2 separate regions of the Homo sapiens genome follow, and region 2 is linked to region 1. Evidence: read pairs that join two places in POLR2A ChIA-PET (ENCODE). Cell type or tissue: B cell. All regions are shown on one strand. Region 1 overlaps CBFA2T2 (CBFA2/RUNX1 partner transcriptional co-repressor 2). Region 2 has its middle 15 kb from the start of CBFA2T2.

What was found. ChIA-PET counts read pairs that join two places held together with the same protein. Peaks named below come from ENCODE experiments on the same cell type or tissue, not always from the same donor. Only the 100,000 strongest peaks of a DNase experiment are listed, where the experiment ranks them.
Region 2: POLR2A ChIA-PET joins it to region 1 with 12 read pairs; 15 of 35 experiments call an interaction of 5 or more read pairs at or near these places.

Annotation. Positions count from the first base shown.
Region 1 is chr20:33,549,291-33,557,290 of GRCh38, reverse strand. The region is part of intron 1 of CBFA2T2 (CBFA2/RUNX1 partner transcriptional co-repressor 2); the gene reads right to left. Among named protein-coding and RNA genes, the nearest start is that of CBFA2T2, 63 kb to the right of the region's middle. RefSeq lists enhancers at 1-206, 1,952-2,111. In B cell, no CTCF peak of the experiment used is centred here; DNase peaks (open chromatin) are centred at 2,130 and 4,448; H3K4me3 peaks cover 1,200 bases; H3K27ac peaks cover 3,885 bases.
Region 2 is chr20:33,471,518-33,479,517 of GRCh38, reverse strand. No RefSeq gene overlaps it. Among named protein-coding and RNA genes, the nearest start is that of CBFA2T2, 15 kb to the left of the region's middle. RefSeq lists an enhancer at 1,512-2,427. In B cell, no CTCF peak of the experiment used is centred here; a DNase peak (open chromatin) is centred at 3,247.

The sequences.
Region 1 (8,000 bases):
CTGTAATCCCAGCACTTTGGGAGGCCAAGGCAGGCGGATCACAAGGTCAGCAGTTCGAGACCAGCCTGGCCAACATGGTGAAAACCCGTCTCTACTAAAAATACAAAAATTAGCCAGGCGTGGTGGTAGGCACCTGTAATCCAAGCTACTTGGGAGGCTGAGGCAGAAGAATCCCTTGAACCCAGGAGGCGGAGGTTGCAGTGAGCCAAGACCATGCCATTGCACTCCAGCCGGGGCAACAGAGTGAGGCTCTGTCTCAAAAAAAAAAAAAAAAAAAAAAAAAAAAGATAAGCATGCAACACCTTGGGCAAGAAAGTAAGAGACTGCTCAAAAATGACAGGGGTATGTCAAAAGAACACTAAAGCCAGTTAGAAGGGACTACCACTGGAATTGTGCAACAATTTAAGCATCAAAATAAATAATGATAGTAATGGATTAGAGCATAATCCATATTTAATTTTTTTAACCAATCAACAAGGAAGAAAGGAAAGCATTCCTTCATTAGAATGCCAATATGTAAATGCAGAAACAATGATGGAATTAGAAAATTACCACTAGTAGGGTGCAGCTGCTCATGCTTATAATGTCAGCACTCTGGGAGGTCAAGGTGGAACAATCACTTTAGGCCAGGAGTTCAAAATCTGCTTGGGCAACATAGTGAGACCTTGTCTCTACAAAAAAAAATTAAAAATTAGAAAAAAGAAAATCACCACTAGATGCTGAGACTACTAGTGAATAGAAAACTAATGAAAAACAGGACAACTTCATCATCTCTAAATATACCCAACAAATTACTTATTAATCACAAAGAGGATAGTAATTTTTGCAGTGGAGTAACCTGGCAGACATGACCTTAATACAATGATTAACCAATCACTAATATTGAGACACACTGATTATGTGCCTCCTTAAATGAGGCATTAAGGAGAATACATCCCTTCTATAGTATTCCAGCCTGAAATTCGTAACATTAATGTAATCATAAGGTAACGGCAACGAAACCCAAACTAAGTACAGAACAACTGGTCTGTATTCAAAATTGGAATGGTCAAGAAAAGAAAAGTACCAGGAGGGGAGAAGAGGAGGCAGGCAGGCTGAAGAACTGTTTTAGAATAAGAAAAATTAAAGAGCCGCAGTGGCTCACATTTGTAATCCCAAAACTTTGGGAGGCCAAGGAAGGTGGCTTACTTAAGGTAAGGAGTTCGAGACCAGCCGGAGCAACGTAGTGAGACTCCATCTCTACAAAAAGTAAAAAAAATTAGCCAGGCATAATGGCATGTGCCTATATTCCCAAGTATTCAGGAGGCTGAGGTTGGGGGATTGCCTGAGTCCAGGAGGTCAAGGCTGCAGTGAGCCATTATTGCACCACTGCACCCTAGCCTGGGCACCAGAATGAGACCCTGTCTCTAAGAAAGAAGAAAAAAGGAAAGAGGAAAGGGGAAAGGCAAGGAAGAAAGAGACATGCCAGTTAAATTCAGTGTGTGATGACAGACTGAATTGGATTGAGGTATAAGAGCTATAAAAGACATTATTGAAATAATTTATAAAACCTGAATATAGTCTGTGAATCAGGTTAATAGTATGGTATCATTATTACATTTTCTGATTTTGATAATTGTACTGTGGTTATGTGTGGTTATGTAAGAAAATGCCTTTGATTTCAGGAAATATGCATTTAAGTATTTAGGGATAAAAGGGCATATTTCCACTTTCAGAGTGGTTCAGGAAAAAAACTGTACCTCCAAAATACACACAATGATAAAGCAATTGGAGTAAAATGTAAACAACTTATAGAAAGTTGCAAGAACTCCTAAGTATTTTACTGTATCAAAAACAAAACAAAACAAAAAACAGAAAACAAGTCCCATCCATGACAAAAAAGTGTGAAGACACTCTTGTGGGTATTAAGTGAACATGTGTGTCAGTCCATGATCTAATGATCCCATTCATGACGGTCTCTTCTTTGGTTTCTTACTCTGATGATGACAACTACATGCCATTTTAATGTTTTTTTTTTTTTAAATTGGGCAGCCATTAGGCTGAGACAGCTGGCTCCAGTGCCTAGTAAGCAAACTGAAGCCCAATGTAAACATAAAATGAAACTTAAGCTTAACCAATCAAAAACAAACCTCTAACTAGGGACTTTCCACTGGATCATATCCAAATAAGGCAAGTGCCTAGCTACAGCCAATCAAGTAATTCCTTTACTTTGCTACAGCGTTCAGCCTATAAAAGCCTGCTTCTAAAGCAGAGCTCTCTGAACTTCTTCCAGTTTTGAATGCTGCCTGAATCCTTTAATGCTCACCTAAATTCTGCTAAATGTCTGTCTAAAGTTTTTATTTAAACAATTCTGAACATTTTTAAGTTGTTATTTTTTCTTATGTAATATTCATTTTAATACCTATAATGGGTACTCTGACATTCAATCTAAATTAATAGAAAACAGAAAAATAATTCTACAAATACACTTGAGATGCAGACATCTGAGTTTGATTTATCAGATCAAATCTCTCATCTAGCACATAAAAATGATTCTAGACTTTCAAACAACGTTAAAAAAGAAAAACAGCCAGGCGCAGTGGCTCACACCTGTAACCCCAGCAATTTGGGAGGCTGAGATCACTCCACTGCACTCCAACCTGGACAACAAAAGCGAAACTCCATCTCAAAAAAAAAAAAAAAAAAAAAAAGAAAAGAAAAAGGAAAAGGAAAGAAAAGAAAAGAAAAGAAAAAAGAAAAATAGGCCGGGCGCAGTGGCTCACCCCTGTAACCCCAGCAATTTAGGAGGCTGAGGTGGGCAGATCACTTGAGGTCAGGAGTTCGAGAACAGCCTGGTCAACATGGTGAAACCCCGTCTCTACTAAAAATACAAAACCTAGCTGGGCCAGGTGGCACAAGCCTGTAATCCCACTCAGGAGACTGAGGCAGGAGAATCACTTGAACCCAGGAGGCGAAGGCTGCAGTGAGCTGAGATCATGCCTCTGCACTCCAGCTTGGGTGACAGAGCAACACTGTCTGAAAAAAAAAAAAAAAAAGAAAAAAGTAAGAAAAATAAACACTGGTGCTTATAGTGAATTTGCTTTTCATTGTAATAACTCCTTACTTGCACAGAAGTTCTGCAAACAGCAACCTGGAATGTTTCTTCATCTGTCACTTAAGAACAAAATAATATTATATGGTATTTCAAGCATCAGGTTGCAAAAATAGTCTTTTTTGAAAATGAAACGCATTGTAAAATTTCAATCTACATTTTAATCTATCCCAAAACCAAACCAATCTTTTTATTTTAACATCAATATCAAGAATCATGTTTTACTTAAATACAAATGTAAAGTTAACAAAAGCATATGCCTACTAGTAAACTGGAGAAACTAAAAATATATAATTAATATATTTAAGATTGTATTTTACATTACTTTAAGATCAGACTTTTTAAAAATCACCTCTTTAACATCTACCATACAAAAATAAAATCATTTTTCAAAAAACCCTAAGAGGGGATTTGCAAGATTGCATAACAAGGGCTTTCAAGTCCAACAAGATCAGGGGATGATGATTTATAGTAGAAGTCAGCAAACTTATAGCCTGCTTAGCGTTTTAGTAAACAAAGTTTCACTGGAAAAGGACCATGCCCATTCCTTTACATATTGTCTATCTATGGCTGCTTTCCTGCCGCATTAGCAGGGTTGGGACAGAGATCGTGTGGCCCACAAAGCCAAAAACGGTCACTATATGACCCTTTACAAAAAACTAAACTCTGGCTGGGCATGGTGGCTCACGCCTGTAATCCCAGCACTTTGGGAGGCTGAGGCTGGTAGATTACTTGAGGTCAGGAGTTCGAGACCAGCCTGACCAATATGGTGAAACCATGTCTCTACTAAAAATACACACAAAAAATTAGCCAGGCGTAGTGGCGTGCACCTGTAGTCCCAGCTACTCGGGAGGCTGAGACAGGAGAACTGCTTGAACCCGGGAGGTGGAGGCTGCAGTGAGCCAAGACTGTGCACCATTGCACTCCCGCCTGGGTAACAGAGTGAAACTCCCTCTAAAACAAAAAACATAAACTAAACTCTGATTTATAGCAACAACGTAGCTTTACAAAAAAAAGTTCTAATACTCAAACACCTACTGAGGTTACACTAAGTGCAGGAGACACAGTAAAGAAAAATAGTCTCTGCTCTCAGGGAGCTTACAGTCTATTGAGAAAAGTAATGTAATTATCATACAAACAAACATAATAATATATACTAAGTGCTATAAAGAAAAAAACCAGAACTATGAGCTTCACAGCAGGGACTAGAGTTAAGGGGTGTGCTATATAGACATAATCTCTGATGAAATGAAATTTGACAGAGGAGAAGTAGATCAGGTTAAAAAGGGGGATGGGGTGGAGATGAAGAATATTCAGAAGTATTTCAGGCAGAGGGAACAGAATAATATAGGAACCCTGAGATGGTAAAAGGTATGACTAGCAGAAAGAAGCAGGAGGAAGTCAGCATGTATGGACAGCATTAAACGTGCAGAAGGACGATGAAGTGGAGTGACAAGCAAGGGGACATTTCACACATTTGCTGGGGTGCAGGGGACAGCATAAGCCCATTTGTCTCACTTCCTAAATGTTAGATAATCTTGCAAACTCCTGTGACAACAAAGGCTATCTTATTCACTATTCTGTCTTATTCACCTTCACATCCACACGGCTTGACAGTGTTTAACAATGCTCAAAAAAATGTTTAGAATTTGAAATGTACAACTGATCAGAAAATAGTGTCTTCCTTTTTTTTACAGCAAACATTTCAAGAGACACTGATTTCCCCTTACAATTCAGCAGAAAGAGCCTGGAGTAGCTGTTTCACTGATTCAATTACTAAGCCAATTATCTAAATCCCTAAAACTCTCATCTGTCAAAAATCAGAAGACAGGACCAGGTGTCACCTGAGGTCCTCTGAAGCTTTGTTTCTTTCTATTTAGCACATGTTTAAACAGCTCAAGATCCAATTATTCTTCCATGTAGTCTCATAACATCATTGTTAAGTCAAATAACCTGAAAATGCTCTCCACAAACAAGATATTCTAATTTTCCAATTTATATGACAATGTGTAGATTCCAGTTTTATTAGTTATTAAAGACTTCATAAATGGTTGTGTATTTGCTTCACACACTGAGCATTACAAAGCTTGGAAAAAATTTTGTCAACTTAAAAAAAAAAAAAAACCAGGGAAGCAATCAAACTCAAAAGTGATCTTGAAAATTAAAACTGAACAACAATTCTGATGTTTGAGTCATCAGCCCTTATGGGACACAAGTCAGACTACAGCAGCTGTGGACCATCATTTAAAATCAAGAATTTTACGTAAGCAGAAAAAAAAAGGGCAGGGAGGGCAAGAAGAGAAAAAGGAAAAAAAAATCAAGAATTAAACTTAATAGTGATAGAAGATTTTTAAAAGTTGATGGAACAGGCCAGGAGAAGTGACTCACACCTGTAATCCCAGCACTTTGGGAAGCCAAGGTGGGCGGATTTCTTGAGGTCAGGAGTTCAAGACCAGCCTGGCCAATATGGTGAAACCCCGTCTCTACTAAAAATACAAAAATTAGCCGGGCGTGGTGACACACGCCTGTAATCCCAGCTACGATGGGAGACTGAGGCACAAGAATTGCTTTAACCCAGGAAGTGGAGGTTGCAATGAGCTGAGATCACACCACTGCACTCCAGACTGGGTGACAGAGAGAGAATCAATCAACAACAACAAAACATTGATGGAACAAAAGCACAGAGCTGGGTGTGGTGGCTCACACCTGTAATCCCAGCACTTTGGGAGGCCAAGGCAGGCAGATCACCTGAGGTCGGGAGTTCGAGACCAGCCTGACTAACATGGAGAAACCCCGTCTCTACTAAAAATACAAAATTAGCTGGGCGTGGTGGTGCATGCCTGTAATTCCAGCTACTTGGGAGGCTGAGGCAGGAGAATCACTTGAACCCAGGAGGCTGAGGTTGCAGTGAGCCGAGATTACGCCATTGCACTCCAGCCTGGGCGACAACAGCGAAACTCCATCTCAAAAAAAAAAAAAAGCACAGAAAATAAATGGAAGTCAAAAATTTCACTTGCTGGAATAAACCAACAGTTAATTGTATATTTTAAGTAAGGGATATACAGTTACTCTACTCAAATGAGACCACCAACTGATTTCCTTCTTTCACTATGAACACTTCCGTCGAATGAGCTCTTCACCTGGAAAACTATCCATACTTAAAGACTTATGGCTCCCCTTTAGGAGCAATGATTCCTGAAACAGCATTGACAACTCTCCACCCCAACTCATGTAGCTTCCAACTCATGTAGCTTGACAGCAGATAAGACCACATCAAGGCCAAGCGTGGTGGCTCACGCTTGTAATCCCAGCACTTTGGGAAGCCGAGAGGGGACGGATCACCTGAGGTCAGGAGTTGGAGACCAGCCTGGGCAAGGTGGTGAAACCCCGTCTCTAATAAAAATACAAAAATTAGCCAGGTGTGGTGGTACGAACCTGTAATCCCAGCTACTAGGGAAGCTGAGGCAGGAGAATTGCTTGAACCCGGGAGCGGAGGTTGCAGCGAGCTAACAGCGCACCACTTCACTCCAGCCTGGGCGAAAACAGCGAAACTCCATCTCTACATAAATAAATAAATAAATAAATAAATAACCACATTAGTACTTCAGACTTTGAGTTATTTGTTGACCAAATGTACCCATTACTGTTCTCTGAGGACAGGTGGTGTGTCTTGATTAACATGTTTAATGCTTATTTGTTGGGTAAATAAATTAAAATATGCTGTTTGTTTAAAAAATAAATTTAACAGGATCAAACCACAAAGCATTAGCTTAGAAAGAATCCAAGCCAATCCCTCCATTTAATTAAAATAGGGGGAGGGGAGTTAAAGTCTGAAAGGGTGAATTAAATTTCTATTAAATGTGATGTATTCAAATCAAATTATGCTGTCTTCAAGAATTTTTTAATGGGAGGATTTTGACAAAAAATTAATAATTTCAAGACTACTTTGCTAATAAGTATTAAAAATTATTGCCCCTGAACTGGTTTTTCCAAACATCGTGGCCATTTTCACCATCCTGTCCCATCCAAAATAAGGTATCATTCATACTTGGGGTATACACCTATTTGCAAAGACAATGTAGAACGTTATTACATTTGTTAAGTTATTAAAATCTATAGCTCTTAGTATCTTCTGGAAGGCTTTATGTGGAAAAAACTGTCCAAATTCTATAAGACAGGTATTTATTGAACCCTATTTTATAAACTTAAAACAAAGAAGGATGCTGTCTTTGATGTGTCTGAAACCCTAACATGAACCCCAACTGCCAGTGTTCTATCTCCCTCTTGGTCCCAATCTCTCAGGACACCTGATTTAGAGAAAAAAAAAAAAAAAAAAAAGCAGCAGCCATCTATTATACATAAATGCCATCTGCAGACATGTGCTGTACTTGGACTACTCCTTTGCAGCAGGGGAAAAAACCTGTTGTCCCTCTGCCCCTGCCAACATTTTAAATAAGTTTTATTGAGGTATAATATACAGACCATAAAATTTGCCTATTTTCAGTGTACAAGTCAATGATTTTTAGTAAATTTACAGTTGTACGATCATCACAATTCCATTTTAGAACATTTTCATCACCCCTAAAAGATCCCTCATGTCCCTTTACAGCCCTAGACAACCACTACTAATCTTGCTTTCACTGTCCCTATAAATTCGCTATTCCTGGACATTTCACATAAATGAAAGGATATGTCATCTTTTGTGGCTTCTTTAATTTAGCAAAATATTTCTGAGCTTCATGCTGTACCATGTATCAAGATTCACTCCTTTTTACTGCTGAGTAGTATTCTACTGATGAATACACATTATGCTTATCTATTCACCAGTTAATGGGCATTTGGATTGTTTCCAATTTTTGGCTATTTAGTAATGCTGCTGGGAACAATCTACACAAGTTCAAAATGGTTG
Region 2 (8,000 bases), 78 kb after region 1:
GAGACAGAGTCTTGCTCTGTTGCCCACGCTGGAGTGCAGTGGTGCGATTTCGACTGACTGCAACCTTGGCCTCCTGGGTTCAAGCGATTCTCCTGCCTCAGCCTCCCGAGTAGCTGGGATTACAGGCATGTGCCACCACGTCCGGCTAACTTTGTATTTTTAGTAGAGACAGGGTTTTGCCATGTTGGCCAGGCTGGTCTCGAACTCCTGACCTCAAGTGATCCGCCCGCCTTGGCCTCCCAAAGTGCTGGGATTACAGGTGTGAGCCACCGCACCCGGCCAAGTGCTACTTTATATAAGGAAGCAGAGAGAGTGTTCTCTAAGGAGGTGTTAATTAAACTCTAAAACCTGGAGAAGGTAAGACAGCCGCCAGGCTGAGTAAGGGTAGCAGGAACAAAGGCCCGGAGGCAGAAAGATGGCTGCACAGAAAGGACATCAGGATACAGCAGAGACTGAGAAAGGGGACTGCGGCCAGATAACGTGGGGCCTGGTAGGCCATAGTAAGAAATCTGACTTTATTTTTTATTTCTAATTTAATTTAATGTATTTATTTGAGACTGGGTCTCACTCTGTCACTCAGGCTGGAATGCAGTGGCACGATCATGGCTCACTGCAGCTTTGACCTCCTGGGCTCAAGTGACCCTCCCATCACAACCTCCTGAGTAGCTGAGACCACAGACACACCTGGCTAATTTTAAATTTTTTTTTTTTTTTGAGACAGAGTCTCACTCTGTTGCCCAGGCTGGAGTGCAGTGGCGTGATCTCCGCTCACCACAACCTCCACCTCCTGGGTTCAAGCGATTCTCCTGTCTCAGCCTCCCAAGTAGCTGGGACTACAGGCGCATGCCCCCATGTCCAGCTAATTTTTGTATTTTTAGTAGAGACGGGGTTTCACTATGTTGGCCAGGCTGGTCTTGAACTCCTGTCCTCGTGATCCGCCCGCCTCGGCTTCTCAAAGTGCTGGGATTACAGGCATGAGCCACTGCACCCAGCTAAAATTTTTTGTAGGGACAAGGTCTCTTTATGTTGCCCAGGCTGGTCTAGAGCTCCTGGGCTCAAGCAATCCTTCTATCTTGGCTTCCCAAAGTGCTGGGTTTATAGGCTTGAGCCACTGTGCTCTGCCAGGAATTTGAATTTGTTCTCCACAAATTTCAGAGCCTCTAGATAGTTTTGAGCAAAGGAGCGACATGATCATCCCTCTAGAGAGAAGGGTATGCCAGGGGAGGCAACGGTGGAAAACCACTGGGTGATTCTGGAGGGAGACCGTGATGGCTTGGAACAAGGTAGTGGCAGTAGAGATGGTGAGTAGGGGTTGGATGTGTGTTCTGTTTGAAGGTGGAGATGGTGGAGTTTGCTGATGGCTTGTTTGTGGGGTATGGAAAAGAGCAGGATGAAGGGTGACTCCAAGGTTCTGGGCTGAGCAGCTGAAAGGATGGAGCAGCCACAGGCTGAGGTGGTGACAGCTGTGGGATGAACAAACACATGCCAAGGGCGAAAGCAGGAGTTCAGGTCTGGGGATGTTAACTTTGGGATGTCTGCATGAGGGTGTAGATAGGATTGGGGTTTCTCCACTCCTGCTTTTCTCTGCTGGTGGTGTTGGGGCCACAGTGGATGTGGAATGTGTATAGGTTGAAATAATCTGAATGTGACTTATTCGCACCTTCCACAGCCTCCAGTGCAGATGAGCCTTGGCCTTTGTGAGGTTGCCAAGCCTTTCCTCCCCCTGCACTCTGGGCCTCCCATCTGGAGCACCTGCCCCAGGTGTCAGCTGTGCTGGAAACTGTTCATTCCAGGCCCAGACTTATTATGTGATCTTAAACTGCCTCTGGGAGATAGTGGGGACAGGGCCCACAATTCCCCAGGGCTTCCCTCCCTCGTCCACCTCCGAAGGTGGAGGCTTCTGCTGGCGCCTGGGACAGAGTTGGGTGCAGTTGTTTGCTTTACAACACCAACAATTGAGCCTATCCCCTCGGTGCCCCAGGGCACAGCTCCACACCTGTTCTCCAGCCTCCATCCCAGGTGCAGGCCCTGCAGAGAACAAAAGAACACCTTCGCACCAAGGTCATTGCAAGTACAAACTATGGAGGGTTAGGAACTATTTGCAGTTTCAGCCACCCACTGGGGGTTTTGGAATCTATGCCCAGAGGATACAGTGGGGGTGGGGTGGGGCAGATTACTGTGCCTCGATGGGCCTTGTTGGGGGTGAGGGGAAGAAAGGCTGCAGAGAAGAGAGCCCTATTCTGAAAAGGGAGAAAAACTCTGGAGAATTAGAGGGTTTGAATCAGCACTATCCCAGAGAACATTCTGCAGTGATCTGTGCAGCTCAGTATGATAGCCACCGCACATGGCTGTCGAGCACTTCAAATTTGGCTGGTGCAACTGAGGAACTAAAGTACCAATTTTATTTAATTTTAATTAATTGAAATTTAAATAGCCTAGTGGCCACCCAATGGACAGCACATGTTTCCTTTCCTTTTATTTTATTTTATTTATTTCGCTCTGTTGCCCAAGCAGGAGTGTAGTGGCTTGATTTCGGCTCACCACAATCTCCGCCTCCCGGGTTCAAGCGATTCTTCTGCCTCAGCCTCCCTATTAGCTGGGACTACAGGCTCGCGCTACCATGCCCGGCTAATTTTTCTTTGTTTGTTTGATTTTCTTTTTTTTTTTTTGAGACGGAGTTTCACTCTTGCTGCCCAGGTTGGAGTGCAATGGCACGATCTCAGCTCACTGCAACCTCTGCCTCCCAGGTTCAAGCGATTCTCCTGCCTCAACCTCCCAAGTAGCTGGAATTACAGGCGCCCGCCACCACGTCCGGCTAATTTTTTGTGTTTTTAGTAGAGACGGGGTTTCACCATGTTAGCCAGGCTGGTCTCGAACTCCTGACCTCGTGATCCACCTGCCTCAGCCTCCCAAAGTGCTGGGATTATAGGTGTGAGCCACTGTGACCGGCCAAATTTTTGTATTTTTAGTAGAGACGGGATTTCACTATGTTGGCCAGGCTGATCTCGAACTCCTTACCCCGTGATCCGCCCACTTCGGCCTCCCAAAGTGCTAGGATTACAAGCATGAGCCACTGCGCCAGGCCAGCACAGGTTTTAACAGTTAACTCTGGAGGATGTTTAGATAATAACAGCTCTTGTTTGTTGAACACCCACTTTATTCCAGGCACATCACACACATCTTACTCCTCGCAACCACTGTATAGGAAAGTGTTGCCTCCGTTTTACAGATAAGGAACAGTGGTGAAGCCACTGAGCAAAGTCCCAGAATGAGGAAGTGCTGAAGGCTGAAAGGGAACACCCAAAATCACATTTTATAACCCCACTCAAATAAATAAGCCCCAAGGACCAGGCTGGCTTTGTGGCAGTCTAGCTCTACACAAATGAATGGGGTGTGCAAATTGCTAAAAGATGCAAATCAGCCTCCGATTTGGGGGACAAAAGCTCAGACCCTCTGGTCACACCCTGAGTCTTTCTGGGCTGTGGGCGGATGGGGGCAGAGGCTGAGTGACAGGGAGGGACCTGGGAGGAGGGGGTATTGGGGTGGGGGTGGGGCTGGCCAGCTGGTGTCGGAGACCCAGGACATCAGCTGGCTGGCGGGCTGGCAGGCTCAGACAATGGGCGGGGGGCCTGGTTGGAACCCTCCTCCCTCTGTGCCTGGCCCTCTCTGCACCCTGGCCAGCTGCCATGACCACCTCTGGTCTGAGCCAGGGATCGTGGGGAGGAGGAGAGCATTGAGGGGGTTGAGGGGAGAGTGAAGGATGCTGGGGTGGACCGTCTGGAATGACCTAGGGTGGGAACGGGTTTGCAGAACAGGGGAGGTTAGGAAGGTCTCCTTGGTGCCAGACATTGCACAAGAGGATTTGCATGCGTCCTTCCGTTTGCTCCTCTCAAAGTCCCCCTGGTAATAGTAATAATAATTATTACCAACAATAGCAATCCGGTAGCTCATGCTGAGCCCACCTGGCTGGAGCTCAAGGTGTTATCTCAGTTAATCCTCACGACCGCCTTGGGAGTCAAGGACTTTTATTAGACCCTTTACCAAACCAGGCGCTCCAGGCTCAGAGCAGTTAAGGGACTTGTCTAACATCTCAGGGGTGGGAAAAAAAGGGTCTCTCTTCCACCTGAGGCTCTCACCCTTACTTTAAACTGAACACTTAATCTCTGGGATTGGGAGACTTTTCCCCAACCGATAAAGATATGTGAAATTCAAACTTTAGTGTAATTAGGAGAGTTTTGTTGAAACACAGCCACCCGTGTCGTGTCGTTATGTATTGTCTGTTTGCTCAAATTGTGCATGGCTGATTGCTGTGACAGCATCAGGAGCCACAGGTCTCAGCGCCAGTATGGTATATGGTTTAGTCTGTTTCTCTCTCTTTTTTTTTTTTTTTTGAGATACGGTCTCGCCCTGTCACCCAGGCTGGAGTGCAGCGGCACGATCTCAGCTCACCACAACCTCCGCCTCCCAGCTTCAAGTGATTCTCCACTTCAGCCTCTCGAGTAGCTGGGATTACAGGTGCACATCACCATGCTTGGCCCCATTTTTTAATTTTTGATACAGATGGGGTTTCACTATGTTGGCCAGGCTGGTCTTGAGCTCCTGACCTCAGGTGATCTGCCCGTGTCAGCCTCCCAAAGTGCTGGGATTACAGGCTTGAACCACCGCACACGGTCTGCCTATCCCTTCTCTAGTTGGCCTCTTACCCAGGAGCTGGCTCTGGAGGGGCAGCTGGAATCCAAACTCTCAGTTCCCCGAAGGTCCTCCTCCCTCTGGCATCCCCTGATCCTTGGCAGCTCTTATGCCCAGCAGGTCTTTTTGCATCCTGCTTGCAAGAATGTGATGTGGTATTCATGCATTCATTCTACACGTATGCACTGTGTGCCAGGCACTGGTCTAGGTAGGAGTTACAAACTAGATATGGTCCTTGTCTGCAGACATCAATCAGTCATCCAGCACATCTCTAAATACAAACAGTAAAAGGGCACGTGTGGTGCCTCACGCTTGTAGTTCCTGCAGTTTGAGAGGCTGAGGTGGGAGAATTGCTTGAGCCCAAGAGTTTGAGACCAGCCTGGGCAACATGGTGGCACCCTGTCTCTACAAAAGGTAAGAAAAATAGCTGGGCATGGTGGTGAATGCCTGTGGTCCCAGCTACTCAAGAGACTGAAGTGGGAGGATCACTTGGGCCTGGGAGGTGGAGGCTGTGGTGAAATGAGATTGCACCACTTCACTCCAGCCTGGGTGACAGAGAGAAATCTTGCCTCAAATAAATACATAATTAAATGCAAACAGTACAGAGTCCTGTGAACAGAGTGTGGGGAGCTTGAAGAGCATTTGACAGGGAAGCAAAGTTAACCTGGCTGTCAGGGAGAGCTTCCTGGAGCAGGTGATGGTAACATTCGAGATCTGAAAAATGAGTAGGTTCCAGGTGCTAGGACATCCCTTTCTGGACTCATCCGTCTGCATCATTTCAATTCCTTTCCCTGTCCTAGGAGTGTAGATCTCATCTCAGGTGAGACCTATTTTTTAGGGAGACGGGCACAGTGACTCCCCTCTCCACCCATGAATTGAAACATTGAGTGGGGGTGGAGCATGCTAGAGAAGGCAGGTAGACAACTTAACAGTCACTACTGTTTTTTGTTTGTTTGTTTGTTTGTTTGTTTGAGACTGAGTCTTGCTCTGTTGACCAGGATGAAGTGCAGTGGTGCAATCTCAGCTCACCTCAACCTCTGACTCCCAGGTTCAAGCAATTCTCATGCCTCAGCCTCCCACATAGCTAGAATTACAGGTGCCTGCCACCACACCTGGCTAATTTTTGTATTTTTAGTAGAGATTGGGGTTTTGCCATGTTGGCCAGGCTGGTCTTGAACTCTTGACCTCAGGTGATCCACCTGCCTCGGCCTCCCAAAGTGCTGGGAGTAGAGGTGTGAGCCACAGTGCCAGGCCCGGTTTATATAATTATTTTTAAAATAGTGACTGCATGCCTGTAGTCCCAGCTACTCAGGAGGATGAGGTGGGAGGATCACCTGAGCCCAGGAGATGGAGGCTGCAGTGAGCTATGGTTGTGCCACTGCACTCTAGCCTGGGTGACAGGGTGAGACCCTGTCTCAAAAAAAAAAAAGAAAAATTTAAAAATCTCTGTCTTGTTAGAGCTTCTTACATTCTAGCCGAGGAGGAGTAAGTAATGTATGTGACATATTGTTAAGTGGTGATAAACAGCATGGAAAAAAACAAAGCAGGTGGCAGACAGACAATTTGCAATAAGGAGGTCAGGGAAGGCCTCCCTGGGAAAACGACAGTTTGAGCAGAGATCTGAGCAATTTATGTGGGTATCTGGGGACGCCTGCATTGCTGGAACATCAAGATGCCATGAAATTCAAATCAATAGCACTCTCAAGTCATGAAATTCTGAGTAATAGGATTCTATGGCCATGAAATGCTAATCAATATTTCTGTGGTGCCATAAAATTCTAATCAATAGAATTCTCTGGTTGTGAAATTCTAACTAATAGAACTCAGAAGCCTTGAAATTCTAATCTATCAGGAAACTTCTAGATGAAGGAAAGCTTCTGGGGTGCAAAAGTCTCAGTGATCAGTGGGGCGCGGTGGTGCACGCCTGCAGTCCCAGCTACTACGGAGGCTGAGACAGGATGATCACTAGGAGTTTGAGGCTGCAATGAGCTATAACTGTGCCTATGAGTAGCTGCTGCACTCCAGCCTGGGCGACAGAATGAGACCCAGTCTCTTTTTCGTTTGTTTTTGAGAAGGAGTTTTGCTCTGTTGCCCAGGCTAGAGGGCAGTAGCACAATCTCAGCTTACTGCAACCTCTGCCTCCTGGGTTCAAGCAGTTCTCCTGTCTCAGCCTCCTGGGTAGATGGGACTATAGGCACATGTCACCATGCCTGGCTAATTTTTGTATTTTTAGTAGAGACAGGATTTCACCATATTGGTCAAGCTGGTCACGAACTCCTGACCTCAGGTGATCCACCCACCTCGGCCTCCCAAAGTGCCGGGATTACAGGCATGAGCCACCGCGCCTGCCCGAGACCCAGTCTCTTAAAAAAAAAAATTAGTGAGCTGGGCATGGTGGCTCATGCCTATAATGACTCTGAAATGGAGACTAAGTCTTGCTCTGTTGACCAGGATGAAGTGCAGTGGTGCAATTTCGGCTCACTGCAACCTCTGACTCCCAGGTTCAAGCAATTCTCATGCTTCAGCCTCCCACGTAGCTAGAATTACAGGCGCCTGCCACCATACCTGGCTAATTTTTGTATTTTTAGTAGAGATTGGGGTTTTGCCATGTTGGCCAGGCTGGTCTCGAACTCTTGACCTCAGGTGATCCACCCGCCTCGGCCTCCCAAAGTGCTGGGATTAGAGGTGTGAGCCGGGCATATTGGCTCACGCCTGTAATCCCCACTTTGGGAGGCCGAGGCGGGTGGATCACGAGGTCGGGAGATCGAGACCATCCTGGCTAACATGGTGAAACCCCGTCTCTACTAAAAATATAAAATCCAGGCAGATGTGGTGGTGGGCGCCTATAGTCCCAGCTACTTAGGAGGCTGAGGCAGGAGAATTGCTTGAACTCAGGAGGCGGAGGTCGCAGTGAGCGGAGATCGCACCACTGCACTCCAGCCTGGCCTGGGTAACAGAGCAAGACTCCGTCTCAAAAAAAAAAAAAAAGCATGAAAATAAAAAACAAAATTAGGGTTGAGCACGGTGGTTTATGCCTGTAATCCCAGCACTTTGGGAGGCTGAGGGGGGCGGATCACAAGGTCAAGAGTTCGAGACCAGCCCAGCCAATATGGTGAAACCCCGTCTCTACTAAGAATACAAAAATTAGCCAGACGTGGAGGCGCGTGCCTGTAATCCCAGTTACTCAGGGGCTGAGGCAGGAAAATCGCTTGAACCTGGGAGGTGGAGGTTGCAGTGAACCGAGATCGCACCACTGCACTCCAGCCTGGGTGACAGAGTGAGACCGTATGTCAAAAAAATAAATAAATAAA